3 separate regions of the Homo sapiens genome follow, and regions 2 and 3 are each linked to region 1. The links are chromatin contacts, found by Hi-C in ENCODE. All regions are on one chromosome and are shown on one strand. Each heading gives the region's core, a stretch centred on a gene start or an enhancer-like site at or near the end of the contact. The rest is flanking DNA. Distances are from core to core; before and after follow the strand shown. Region 1 holds the start of KLHL24 (kelch like family member 24). Region 2 holds the start of VPS8 (VPS8 subunit of CORVET complex). Region 3 holds the start of MAGEF1 (MAGE family member F1).

What was found. A loop is a pair of places that touch in the nucleus more often than their neighbours do. Pooled maps may share reads with other maps.
Region 2: a loop to region 1 is called in a map of CD8-positive, alpha-beta T cell, with 21 times the contacts of the local background. The contact joins the promoter of VPS8 here to the promoter of KLHL24 in region 1. A Hi-C loop is called at or near these places in 4 of 168 maps with a recorded cell type or tissue (CD8-positive, alpha-beta T cell, gastrocnemius medialis and naive thymus-derived CD4-positive, alpha-beta T cell) and 15 of 50 pooled maps.
Region 3: a loop to region 1 is called in a pooled map, with 6 times the contacts of the local background. The contact joins the promoter of MAGEF1 here to the promoter of KLHL24 in region 1. A Hi-C loop is called at or near these places in 2 of 37 single-sample maps with no recorded cell type and 9 of 50 pooled maps.

What each region holds. Positions count from the first base shown.
Region 1 is chr3:183,633,476-183,637,855 of GRCh38, reverse strand. It overlaps KLHL24 (kelch like family member 24), which reads right to left and starts at 2,233. Exons shown (of 8, transcript NM_017644.3): 1 at 2,063-2,233. LOC107986162 (a long non-coding RNA gene) reads left to right here and starts at 1,247. Exons shown (of 2, transcript XR_001741042.2): 1 at 1,247-1,321; 2 at 1,572-3,693. RefSeq lists silencers at 828-1,157, 1,208-1,527, 1,718-1,787, 1,798-1,907 and an enhancer at 2,328-2,387.
Region 2 is chr3:184,809,914-184,814,293 of GRCh38, reverse strand. VPS8 (VPS8 subunit of CORVET complex) reads right to left here and starts at 2,128. Exons shown (of 48, transcript NM_001009921.3): 1 at 2,069-2,128. RefSeq lists enhancers at 2,001-2,200, 2,261-2,310.
Region 3 is chr3:184,710,119-184,714,498 of GRCh38, reverse strand. MAGEF1 (MAGE family member F1) reads left to right here and starts at 2,435. Exons shown (of 1, transcript NM_022149.5): 1 at 2,435-4,135. The coding sequence starts at 2,678. The coding sequence ends at 3,601. It overlaps LOC107986163 (a long non-coding RNA gene), which reads right to left and starts at 2,256. Exons shown (of 5, transcript NR_160768.1): 1 at 2,081-2,256. RefSeq lists an enhancer at 3,176-3,235.

The sequences.
Region 1 (4,380 bases), core at 984-3,483:
GAAACCCCGTCCCTACTAAACATACAAAAACTAGCCGGGCGTGGTGGCGGGCGCCTGTCATCCCAGCTACTCGGGAAACTAAGGCAGGAGAATCGATTGAACTCGGGAGGCGGAGATTGCAGTGAGCTGAGATGGCCTGGGTGACGGAGTGAGACCACTCCACTCCAGCCTGGGTGACAGAATGTGAGACCCTGTCTCAAAAACAAAACAAGTGTATTAAGTCTTGAGTGAATTCCTATATCTGCAGAAGAAAATCTGACAAAACGCAAATACCCTATTAACTCAAGCGATTAGAAAAACCATTTTCAACACACTATGGCTAAAAATGATTGGTCTTGAAGATTTTATTACCGTCAGCTTAATGTACAATTTTAAAACGACACAGTCGCAACCCACTTCTCAAACATTTTGAATTACCACGGGAATTAAAACATAGAAGTGTGTGACCTAGAATCCCTCAAACAAGGAAAACAACTCATCCGAGCCGAGTATGGAAGAATCTTTACTTTTTAGGGGAGTATCTTCAAACTATCTTTTTTAAATAGTAGAAATCTGCTTTTAAATCTCAGCCAACAACAAGCAGATTTTAAATCTATTTTACAACCCTAATAAAAACCAACCTCTTAGCTGGTGGACCCAGTCTGTAGCTGCAAATACAAAGACGTGATTTTTGAAAAGCTGCCCACAAGAGCAAGTGATTAATCATTAAAATCCACTAAAATCAATTGTGAACAGCCACTGCCTCAGGGGTGACCGTGGGGCCCCCTAAGATGTGGCACTGTGATCTATATTTAGCTATCTAAACACGTTTACAGAACTGGCAACAACGTGTTCGCAGGACTTCCTGCGAACCACCCGGCAGATAACGCGACACTAGTTAAAGGGTGTTAATTTTCCGGTCCTCGGAGGGCAGGCCACGGTAGCCGATCTCTGCGTGCCCAGAACTGCCTGCAGGATCAGGCAGCAGCAGCGGCGGCGGCGGCCACCGAGGCTACCAGCCGCCCGCAGCAGGGGCGGGAGCGCGCGCCTCCCGCACCCGCGCCACCCGGCTCCACTCGGGCCGCAGCTGCAAAAGCAGCGACAGCGCGCGCTCCCGCGCGTCCTCCAGATCACCTTCAAGGGGGCGGGAAGAATGGCCCAGGGCAGGCCCACCTAGTGACAATAAAAACTCGCCAATAAAAACTCGAACTCTCCCTCGGGTACCGCCCACAAGCTGCCGCAGGCGCCCAATCCCCGCCGCGTTAACAGTCTTCACCCGGGGTGTCCAGAACTTGAGGGCGGGTCCATTAGGAACTAAATTAAGAAACTGAGTCCTGGAGTGGTAAGAAGGTGGGGAGGTTAGGCGGGGACTGCGCCGGCGGAACGCCCGCTCCCCCGCCCGCCCCGGCTCCCCGGGGACGGCCGCAGCGGGCCGGGTGTCGCGATCGTGGTAAACAAAGGCTCGCAGGGGACGGGGGCGGGGGTAACGGTCAGGTGACAGTGCCGAGTGCATTTCGCAATCGCTTTAATGGGGCTTCACGGGCCCGCGGCCCTGGGGACCCCACCTTGACCCCGTCATTCCTCCCGGACAGAACCGACGGTCGTCCCACCAAACAAGAAGGCTGGATTTGAGGCGGTCGCACTCCCCCGGGCTTCCTGAAATAAAAAGCAGCGCCCCGTTCGCAGCCCATCGGCAACAAGCAGCACCCGTCTGCCCAGCCGCCTCCCCCGGCGGCGCCCGGCCCCGCGGCGACTAGCCTACCGCACCTGCGGCTACCCCCAGTCCCGGCAACCACCCCGCCCTAGCCAGGCCGCACCAGCCGCGCCGCGGTTCCGGGCCGTAGTGCCAGGAGGCGCGCGCGCCCTCCCTCAGGGCTGTAGCTACCAAGCGGGGGAGGAAGACCCCCCAGGTGAACCCTGGAGGCCCCTCGCCTCAGAAAGGGGCCCTGTAGCCCAGCTGCAGCCTCTCCGCAGACCGCCAGTCTGGCTCTGAGAGGCCGGCCGCCGCTGGCTGCCCTCCCGCAGACACCCCGGTGGTCAGGACCGCCGTCGCCCCTCCGCCCCCGAGGACTCAGACTCTGACCGGTTCCTCGCCTTTCGGCCGGTCCCGGAGCTGTCACCCCCGGTACCTCTCGGCGAACACTGGAAGCAGCCAGCAGTGGCTAACCCCGCGGTCCCTCAGCGGCGGGCGGCGCAGCGCACTCTCCAGCGCCGGCGTCTCCTCCAGCCACCAGTCTCTGCCGCAGCTCACAACAAAGGAAACATGTGACCGTCCGGGCCAAAACACTGAGCGTCAGCGAACCCTGGCCAATCCGGGTGGGCGTCCTCCGCCCCGGGGAACCCTGGGAGATGTAGTTCACGCTTCCCGGTGGCCTCCGGGGCCACCTGGGGCTCCCGCCGTGGGGTGGGTGTCGGGTGCCCAAGAGGACGAGACCCACCCAAAGGGCTGCTGACTCAAAAACACCTTGTTTTAAGCAGAGACAGTTAAAAAAATGCCTCTTGTGTAAGGAGCCGAGTGAGAAGCCAGAGTCGTTTCTTTCCTTCCCTCAAAGGCCCCTGCCACGTCCCAAGGAAAAAGCCCGCGATCAGCCCTTCGACTTTAAAGCTTGGGTCGAAGCTTAGAGAGCTTTTTATTTGACCCTTTGATAGACAATCGGAAATCAGGCCTGAGGGCCTGCAGGGTGGACGAGACTAAAACCCCAGTCCTTAGAAGGAGCAAGGAAAACCACCTCTTTTTTTTTGATAAAGCTGTTACTGTCCCTGGTATCAAATCCTAGGTTACCTTTTTATTTTAAACGCACATGCACGTCGACCAAAGCTGTCACAAATCCCTGTTTTCCAAGGTAGATGGAGTTCCTAAAGGACATTGTGTTGTCGTTTTGTGTCTGCAAGCTTTTTGTTTTGTTTCGTTTTGAGACAGAGTTTCGCTCTGCCACTCAGGGTGGAGTGCAGTGGCGCAATCTCGGCCCACTGCAACCTCTGCCTCCCGGGTTCAGGCGATTCTCCCGCCTTAGCCTCCCGAGTAGCTGAGACTACAGGTGCCCGCCACCACGCCCAGGTAATGTTTTGTATTTTTAGTAGAGGCTGTGTTAGCCAGGCTGGTCTCGAACTTCTGGCCTCAAGTGATCCGCCTGCCTTGGCCTCCCACAGTGCTAGGATTACAGGCATGAGCCACTGCGCCCCGCCTGCAGGTATTCTTTTAAAGGATGATTGCAACCATTTAACTAGTTTTTGGTTTCTGATACCAAATTTAAAAATCTCTATCTTCTACATGTCATGAATACCGTCATGCCTCTATTAAATTAGGCGTTGTGTTCTGATGACCAGAGGCGGAAATAATATGGAAGGCCTATATACAGGCCTTTTAAACATACTTTTTAGGCCTCTTTTCCATCTCTTATTCAATTATTTGAGCTATTTCTTCTGGTATTTATATATTTCCAAATAATGTATGACTATTTCCTATTAAGGAAGCTATCCTTCTCATAATCTGGTTAAATCATTAATGTTTACGCTAATGAGACCATGTATTTATTATTCATTGTTGAGACAAATCGTATACAATTTCCCATCTTGTATGGCTTTTGGTTTTCCTTGGAGTTTTAATAATTATCCTCTTTCTTTGCTTATTTTATTATGGATCTATCACAATGTCCTCTTAGTTTTTCTAAAACGATAAAATGCTTTCAATACAACTCCATATAATCAAACCCATCAGATAATCCATCGTGTGTGTATGTGTGTGTGTGTGTGTGTGTGTGTGTGTGTGTGTGTGTGTATCTGTACTTTTTTCTTAGAGTCATTGGTCCGCAGTTCCAATGACTGTTTGGGAAGCTTGCTTCTCTGTCTTGGGTCTTCCCTTCTCCAGCATCCTAGCATTTTCTTCTGTGATTTCGAGCATTGCCTCATATTTTGGTAGAGCACATTCCTCTTAAATAGCTTCCTAAGAAAAGGTCCATGAGAAGTAAATATTTTTGAACTTTTCATGTCTAAAAATATCATCACTCTATTTTACCTTTGAATGATGATGTTGCCTAATCATACAATCTAGATTATAAATTATATTTATTCGGGATTTCGAAGATACTGCTTTATTAACACCTAGATTCTGGTATTGCTGTCGAGAAGTACAATGCTGTTCTTACACTGATTTTTTATATTTGTTGATGTATGCTTAATAATTCCCGCTCCTCAGGAGGTAGCTGCTGAATAGGTTCACGTGGTCTTCTCTTAGCAGCTCCTTATGAGCACCCCAGGCTCACGGATTAGCCTTCTTCAGTTTTGTTATTCCTTGTGATTTAAGACAATTTCTGGACTTTGGAACTTTTTTTGTGTGTGTGTGACGTCTCACTCTGTCGCCCAGGCTGGAGTGCAGTGGTGCAATCTTGGCTCACTGAAGCT
Region 2 (4,380 bases), core at 879-3,378, 1.2 Mb before region 1:
TGCAGAAAGGGAGAGAGACACAAGTACTCCATCACTGGAGTCACTGGATTTAGTGATATAGTGATACCCCAGCCCCTTCCAGGTTTGGAGCCAATAAATCCCTTTTAGCTTAAGCCCATTTGAATTTTCTGTCACTTGCAACAGAAATATCTTTGACTAAAAAAGTATAATTGCTATTACAGTAAACCTAAGAAATTCATAACAGTGAAAAATCCAACGCAAAGCTATATTTCCTTGCTAAAACACAGAACACATTTAATAATGTCATACAGCGTGAAGATAAGTCAAATATTCATTCAAGATTCAGTTAAGAATACAACAGTTTGATCTTACCACTATGTACCGATGACACCTACAGCTGTGGATCAAGAGAACATACGATCTAAACTCTATGAAAGCTATCAATAGATCCAAAGTTAAACATACTTCATTAAATTCAAAAGATCTTACTTCTCATTCACATACATAACTGACATTTTGTGTCACACTGGTTGAAATGTCAATGGAATAGTGAGATACAGCTAAGAATCACCAACATGTCCCAATATTCTGGAAGACAGAAAACATCCATCTGCTGACAATGGTCCAGATACGAAGCAAATATATTAAATATAAAGAAAAAATCAACATATTACTCTGTTAGAGCTCTGGAAAGAATTTTCTCACAAATGCCTCTTTGACCATATAAAGCCCAGTAGTTCAACGAATTTTTTTTCCATTTATCTTTATTGCATATTCTATGGAACAGGCCAGCTATTGCCAGAGGATTCAATACCTATTCTGTGCTTAAATTTAACCATGAGCAAACCCACGTCTTACACAAACATATGCAGATTCTCCATCCACATTTATATTAGATATACCTCAAACCCACACAGGCAGACATAGACATACACAGACAATTAACATGTAATTGTCTCCCAAATGCAGACATTTGGAGTAAGGTTTAGCACCACAAGCTAACATCCATGCTTGTTTTGCTTGGGTTTTGGGGTTTTTCAGTAGGGGAAAGTAGAGTATGGTAGAGGGTGGATGGTGCAGAGGCCAGAAGCCTTCCTATTCATTCTAACAAGAATCTAAGAAGTGGAGGGGGCCTGCTTATTTAAAGAAGGCTCCCCAGCTAGCTATTCCTGATAACCCACGGCCATGGAACCTCTCACCGATCCTACCTCCTCCCACCCTATCCTCCTGTAAAGCACCCCCATTTTGTACACCCAGACACTCTGAGCAGCTGTTTCCCTCCTTCCCCAGATGCCAAGCACAAAGAACTGGCCAAGGCACAGGAGTAGCCTCGAACTTCAGAGGCCCACCTTTCACCCTGCTGCCCTCACTCTGGTGCACAACTTGCACGCGGAGACAAACTGGAACCAGCCTCACAGGGTGCGCACCGATCCTAAGAGGTGGACACCCCATCTAAGCCTCAGGCTCAGGCACCTTGATATCAGTCCCTGGAGGCTAAAGGGGTCCACACCTGTTTCCCAGGCCCGACAGACCGGCTACACACCTGTTCCGCCCGGGAGTGGGGAGGGGCATGACACCCGCCGCCTAGGCTCACAGTCGGGGGAGCGGGCGCGCCAGTCCCTCAGCCTAATTGCCGCACGACTGTAACAGGACAGAATGAGGCTTGCAATTATAGTCGCAAAGTAGATAGGGAACTGAGGGGTTACTGGCCCTTTGCAGAAAGGGAGAGATACACAAATACATCACCGGAGTCACTGGATTTAGTGATACCTCAGCCCCTTCCAGGTTTGGAGCCAATAAATCCCTTTTTACTTAAGCCCATTTGAATTTTCACATTCATTTGGAACCAGTAAGTGGAAATTGCCCGACCCAGTTCCGGGCCAACGTACGACACGCCCCTCCACTCGAGAATCAACCCCGCCCGGCCCGTGGCTCGGGTCCGGTTAGCCCGTCAGGGGCTGCTCTGTTCGCTCCCCGAGGTCCCGCCGCTGTCGCGCGGGGAGGAGACGCCGAGGCTCAGAGACCTGTCGCGCGCTCTCCTCCTACCCTGAATACGGCCCCTCAATCCTGTCTCCTTCCACGGGCCCGCTCTCTGGAAACTCGTTACCTGAGCTTGCTGCCATTCCGGCCGTGGACCGCCGGCCCACGTGACCGCACCCACTGCTCTAGCCTCACGCACGCGCACTACCTACCACTGCGGGCAGCGCTTCCGCTTTCCTCCTCGCACTGCTCCCCCTCCTGGGCGGTCCGCGCCTCTTCACCACGCCCCTATTTAAAGGGCCAGAGATACGCCGTCTTCCCCCCTACGGAAAAAATGGGTGATTCACATCTTGAGGACCAAGAGAATGGAAACGTCGAAAGAGTAGCGCAGACAAATAAATAACAGTCCTTGAGGTGAGAGGAGAAAGCTCCTCCTTTAAGAAAGTGAACTTACTTGCAGCCAGCCCAGAAGGGAAGTTGATTCCCTGCCTTTTGGAGTTTGCAACCAGTAAATTTTTTTTAACTTTTTTTTTTTTTTAAAAGATGAACTCAGAATTGCCTATTTATTGTGTCAAATAAGTACAATAGGCACACACATACTAAAATACCAACTATTATCTTGTAATATATCATCAGTGTTGCTCCCCAAAATACATCTTAACACCAAAAATACAGGAGAAACATAGTCTCAAATAAAGGAAACATCTGAAAAATGAACAAAAACGTATGCTTATTTCTCTTATCGCTCCTGAAGAAAGGTGAAAGCTTTCAGAACAGACTGGTTTCTAGAGTCATCACTGTACGTAACATTAGCCCCAGGACACAGATTTTAGGCCTGCTGGGGGCTATATAGGTCAAGAAAACAGGAGGAAGAACACCAGAAGATACTCTTGGAAGGAGATACAGAAAATATTCGGTTGGGCAGACATTTTTGAGCATCAGCTAGGTTCACTAGACTTCTGGGCCTTCAGAAGACCCGAAGGTGTTGCCCTGTCCTCCAGGTATTTATTTTCTAAGAATTCAGTGTACAGACATAACAAAATACAAGGCAGGCTGTTTTGAGTAATATAAAGAAAGACATTGAACCACCATTTTCGCACAGACAGGGGGAAAGGGTGAAACACTCAAGGAAGGATGTGGTATCTTGTCAGGGCCTTGAAGGATTTCAGTAGCAGAGAGCAGGGAGAATGCCTAGCTGAGGGAAGGGTGGGATCAAAGGCAGTACAAAGCAAGTTTGGGAACTAGTTATTGGCCTGATGTAGCCGTGGTGTGGCCAGTGGCTTTCAACCTTCTTTTAATCATCCCTCACAGTAAGAAATACATTTCAGGCCAGGTGCGGTGACTCATGCCTGCAATCCCAGCACTTTGGGAGGCTGAGGCAGGTGGTCAGGAGTTCAAGACCAGCCTGACCAACATGGAGAAACCCTGTCTCTACTAAAAATACAAAAATTAGCCAGGTGTGGTGGCATGCACCTGTGGTCCCAGCTACTCGGGAGGCTGAGGCAGGAGAATTGCTTGAACCCAGGAGGCAGAGGTTGCAGCAGTGAGCCAAGATTGTGCCATTGCACTCCAGCCTGGGTAACAGAGTGAGACTCCGTCTCAAAAAAAAAAAAAGATACATTTCAGCCATGGCCTAGTATAAAAACACACACAGTATGCGCATATGTGTGAGTGTGCATTATAGATAGATAGATAGATAGATAGATAGATAGATAGATATGCTGAAACAGTAATTGCCCTTAGAGTGTACAATGCAACTTGGTATTTTCTATTCTATTCTCTTTTTTTAAGTGCTGGTTACTGAATTCATTTCAGTACTCAGTGATGCAGAGCAACCCATAGTTTGAAGACACTGGTGTAGTGTGTATTAGAGATGTGGTGGGCTATGAGGCTGGAAAGGCTAGGACCAGATCCAGGAAGACATTGCACGCTAAGCTGGGGTGTTCTGCTCTTCTGGTGAGAGTCTCCAGAGGAACTCGAGCAGAGGAGTGGCAAGATGATAGCTGTGCTTTAGAAGGCTGGAAACCGGCCTTTGGTTCTGAATATCACATTTTTCTAGTAAAGCTATTAAACTAGAGACTGTCTACAGAAGGATAAGCAAGCTGGTGAGACCAGAAAGCCTGTGTGACAGAGAACTTTTGAAAGTATCCAGAGGAAAAGAAATTAGCAGAAGTAGGGGAGAGCAGGGTCATAGGGGTGAGCAGTGGAAAGGTAGCTATTAGGTTGGTACACAAGTAATTGCGGTTTTTGCCATTACTTTAAAAAACTGACCCTTTTGAAATATCTCTGCAACACTCATAGACTTATTCTGAATAGCTGTAGAAAGAAAGCAAGCCTACGACCTGTGTATGGACGTTGCAGAGAGGCAGATTTCAACTTATAATAAAGAATATTTTAGGATGGTCCAGACTGACTCTGAGACCTCTCCAAAGTAACAGC
Region 3 (4,380 bases), core at 1,186-3,685, 1.1 Mb before region 1:
TCTCTCTACCTTCAGGAAAAACAGATAACCAGGCAGTCTTGCTTCAGAGTTTACAGATCTGGGTTTTCATTTCTTGTCTAGCACTTAACAGATGGGTGGTTCAGGGCAGGTGATTTAACCTCTCTGTGACTGTTTTCCCATTTGTAAATGTGGATAATAATACCTTCTTAATAGGGATTTGTGAGGACAAAATTATATTGTACATAGAATGTTTGGCACAATGAAAACTAATAATAGCCTCAAGCTAGGCTATAATAAACATCCTCTCCTGCTTCATTCACATACTTCCAGGTTTGTAAGTCATATGATACAAGTGGGTATAAATTTTCAAAAGTTTTTAAAAGGAAGATTTCATATTTAGATTTAGAAAAGTCTATCAGATATTTACTTAAAATAAGTAACTGTTATTTCCTAGGGAAAAAAGTAAAGCCTTCTGTCATTTATTCATTGGCAATTATATATCGAGTATTGACTAAGAGAAGCTCTTCAAAAGAGTTAAAAACATAGCCCTAGCTTTTAGGATGTTTGGTTTGGGGAGGGTAATAAGATAAGCACAACAAATTATAATACAAAATATAGTAAATGATAATAATAATAATTAACATCTATGAATGTAGTGGTTAAGAGCACAGTCTCTGGAGTCATACTATATGGGTTCACATCCCAGCTGTGTGATGTTGGGCAAGTTACTTAACCTCCTTGTGTGTAACCTCACCTGGAAAATGGGGCTAATACCACTTACCTAGCAGGGCTACAGTATCAGAAAAAAGTGGCCCAGGGTGTTTGAGCATCCTGTACAAGGTCACAGAATGGGTGAGTACTGACCCGGTTCAGTGCTATGTCCCAGGACACCTCCTCCGCATCTCCACAGAGTGCTAGGCATTCCAGGACAGTTCATCTTGCAATTCTAATATTGTATATTGCATATAAAAATATGCATTAATTAACAGCTAACATGTATTGAATATCAATATGTGCCAAGCACTGTGTTAAATGCTTATGTGCATTACTTCACATAATCTCCACAATGCTGTTACTACTATTATACTCATTTTACTGATAAGGTAACAGAAGGGCAGAAGTTTAGGTAACTTGCCCAAGATTACATAGCTAGTAAGTAGCAAACTGTGTCACAGAAAAGATACAATCATCTATAAAATGGGGATGATGGTATTAGTACCTACATTAGTGAGAATCTGATGAATTAATATTTGAAAAGTGATTAGAACGGAGCCTGGCACCTAATAAAGCCTATATATGTGGATGTTAACAATTGCTAAGGTGATTCAGAGATGACAGTAAATAACTTCTATGCGTGGTGACTAAGGAAGGCTTGGGAAGGTGATGTTTAAACTGGGCCCTGAATAGTGGACAGGATTTGGAGAAATGGAGGTGATAGAGAGGGCATTTCTGACAGGGAAGGAAGGGAGGGAGGGAGGGAAGAAGGAAGGAAGGAAGGAAGGAAAGAAGGAAGGAAGGAAGGAAGGAAAGAAGGAAGGAAGGAAGGCAGGAAGGGAAGGAGGGAAGGGAGGGAGGAAGGAAGGAAGGAGGGAAGGAAAGAAGGAAGGAAGGAGCAAGAAGCAGAAGAAAGCTCAGAGTGTGTAAAAAGAGAAAAAGAAAAGAAATACATGGGAGTAGTCAAATTTGACTTGCGCAAAAAAAAAAAAAAAAAAGAACAAACTTCCCCTTTCTTCCAACCAGTCCCTATTCCTGCTGTACTTCTCAGTATTTTCCTCTTATCCCCATGGAATCTGCTGTCCTTACTCCCTCATCATAATGATCCATTGAATATTTATTGAGTTCCTCTCCGTGTCAGGCACTGCTCTAGGCACCGAGGATACAACCCAGTAAATAGGCCGGGTCCCAGTTCCTAGTTTGCACTATAATAATCCTCCAAACTGGATTCTAGCTTTTAGCCGGCCGAACTCCAATCTATCTTCCACAATACCGCCAGAACCGAAGACACAGATCTGGTCTGGACACTCACTTGCTTAAATCCCGCTGCAGTATTTTCTCTTTACGTCCAGAATAAATTTCAGTCTCCCTAGCATCCTTTACTAATTGGTTCGCACAGTCTTACCTCGCAGCCTTCACCGTGCACTCTGCACAAGAGCCCCGGTAAAGCACTGAAAATCCCAGATACACACACTCACAAATAGGCACTTGCAGAAAGAACGTGGGGGGCACTCCATCCCTATTTCATCTCTTGTACACCGAAACATTCCCCAGTCTGCATGCCTTGGATGGGAGAGTCCTGGTTACATTCCCCCGCCCCCGACTTTTCAAGCCTAAAATCCGTCACAGGGCGCACCCCCGTCCCCACCCTCCAGGGCATTTCCACTTATAGCAGCCTGGGCACACCCCCAACCCAGAAGGGACCGGAAAAGGAGGGGCTGCGCGCGGCACTAGGGTCGCCGTCCTGGCTGAGGTGGCCGGAAGTGGCCCCTCGCGCGGGCGCGGACTGAGGCTGCGCGCCGCAGGTTCCGGCTGCTGGCGGCGTTGCGGCCGCAGGTTTGACTCCCGTGCGGTGCGGCCCAGCAGCCACAAAGCTCCCGCTGCCATTGCTCCTTGTACTCCCGCCGTCACTGCCGCTGTCCAACCCCTCCCCCGGGGCTTGCGCGGCGGCTCCCACACCCCTCGGCCCGTGTACGCGCTCTGCACCTGCCTGCCCGAAAACATGTTGCAGACACCAGAGAGCAGGGGGCTCCCGGTCCCGCAGGCCGAGGGGGAGAAGGATGGCGGCCATGATGGTGAGACCCGGGCCCCGACCGCCTCGCAGGAGCGCCCCAAGGAGGAGCTTGGCGCCGGGAGGGAGGAGGGGGCTGCGGAGCCCGCCCTCACCCGGAAAGGCGCGAGGGCCTTGGCGGCCAAAGCCTTGGCAAGGCGCAGGGCCTACCGCCGGCTGAATCGGACGGTGGCGGAGTTGGTGCAGTTCCTCCTGGTGAAAGACAAGAAGAAGAGTCCCATCACACGCTCGGAGATGGTGAAATACGTTATTGGAGACTTGAAGATTCTGTTCCCGGACATCATCGCAAGGGCCGCAGAGCATCTGCGGTATGTCTTTGGTTTTGAGCTGAAACAGTTTGACCGCAAGCACCACACTTACATCCTGATCAACAAACTAAAACCTCTGGAGGAGGAGGAGGAGGAGGATCTGGGAGGAGATGGCCCCAGATTGGGTCTGTTAATGATGATCCTGGGCCTTATCTATATGAGAGGTAATAGCGCCAGGGAGGCCCAGGTCTGGGAGATGCTGCGTCGGTTGGGGGTGCAACCCTCAAAGTATCATTTCCTCTTTGGGTATCCGAAGAGGCTTATTATGGAAGATTTTGTGCAGCAGCGATATCTCAGTTACAGGCGGGTGCCTCACACCAATCCACCAGAATATGAATTCTCTTGGGGTCCCCGAAGCAACCTGGAAATCAGCAAGATGGAAGTCCTGGGGTTCGTGGCCAAACTGCATAAGAAGGAACCGCAGCACTGGCCAGTGCAGTACCGTGAGGCCCTAGCAGACGAGGCCGACAGGGCCAGAGCCAAGGCCAGAGCTGAAGCCAGTATGAGGGCCAGGGCCAGTGCTAGGGCCGGCATCCACCTCTGGTGAGGGTTGGTGAAAAGTTGGCCAGTGGGTCCCCGTGAGGACGAACTACTGTCCTGAGTCATAAGTAATATGGGTGGGGCGAGGGTCTTATTTCTGTAGAAATCGTGTGACTTTAAGGATTTAGATTTTGTATCTTATGTTTTGTAACATTTAATAATTACTGTTAAAATGCTGTTTGTAAATGAGATTGGTCTACTTTTTCCTGTAGGATTTTATTGTAGAGTTTTGCTGGTTTTGTAAAATGGATGGAAGAACTTTGTATTTATACTGTGATTTTGAACAGATTATGCAACATTGGAAGGAAGGCTGTACTTTGATGGTTTGAAGGAACTCAGCAGTATGATGATCTGGTTCCAGGGGAAAAAAATAGCTGGTTGGTGTCTAGCCCCCCAACACTTTTGTCTGTTGTGTATAAAAGAAGAAAGACTGGCATGTACCTTCATTTGCTTAGCTATTTGAGTATCTAGAGAAAAATTAAAATGCAATGAGTTAGCAGTATACCCTGGCACACTTAATAAATTAAACATTTGTGGAGCATCTTGTTTTCTGTGATGCACTGTGTGGGCACTTGGGGATAGAATACTAAACAAGATAAAGGTCCTACTTTTTTTCAGAATTGAAGAGTAAGTAAATAAACAAGAAATTAGCAGTGCAATGAGTTGAAGTCTACAAAGGGATACTTAACCCAGCTGGGATGATTGAGTGAGGTTTGCTGTAATCCCAGCACTTTGGGAGGCCGAGGCGGACTGATCACCGGAGTCAGGAGTTCAAGACCAGCCTGG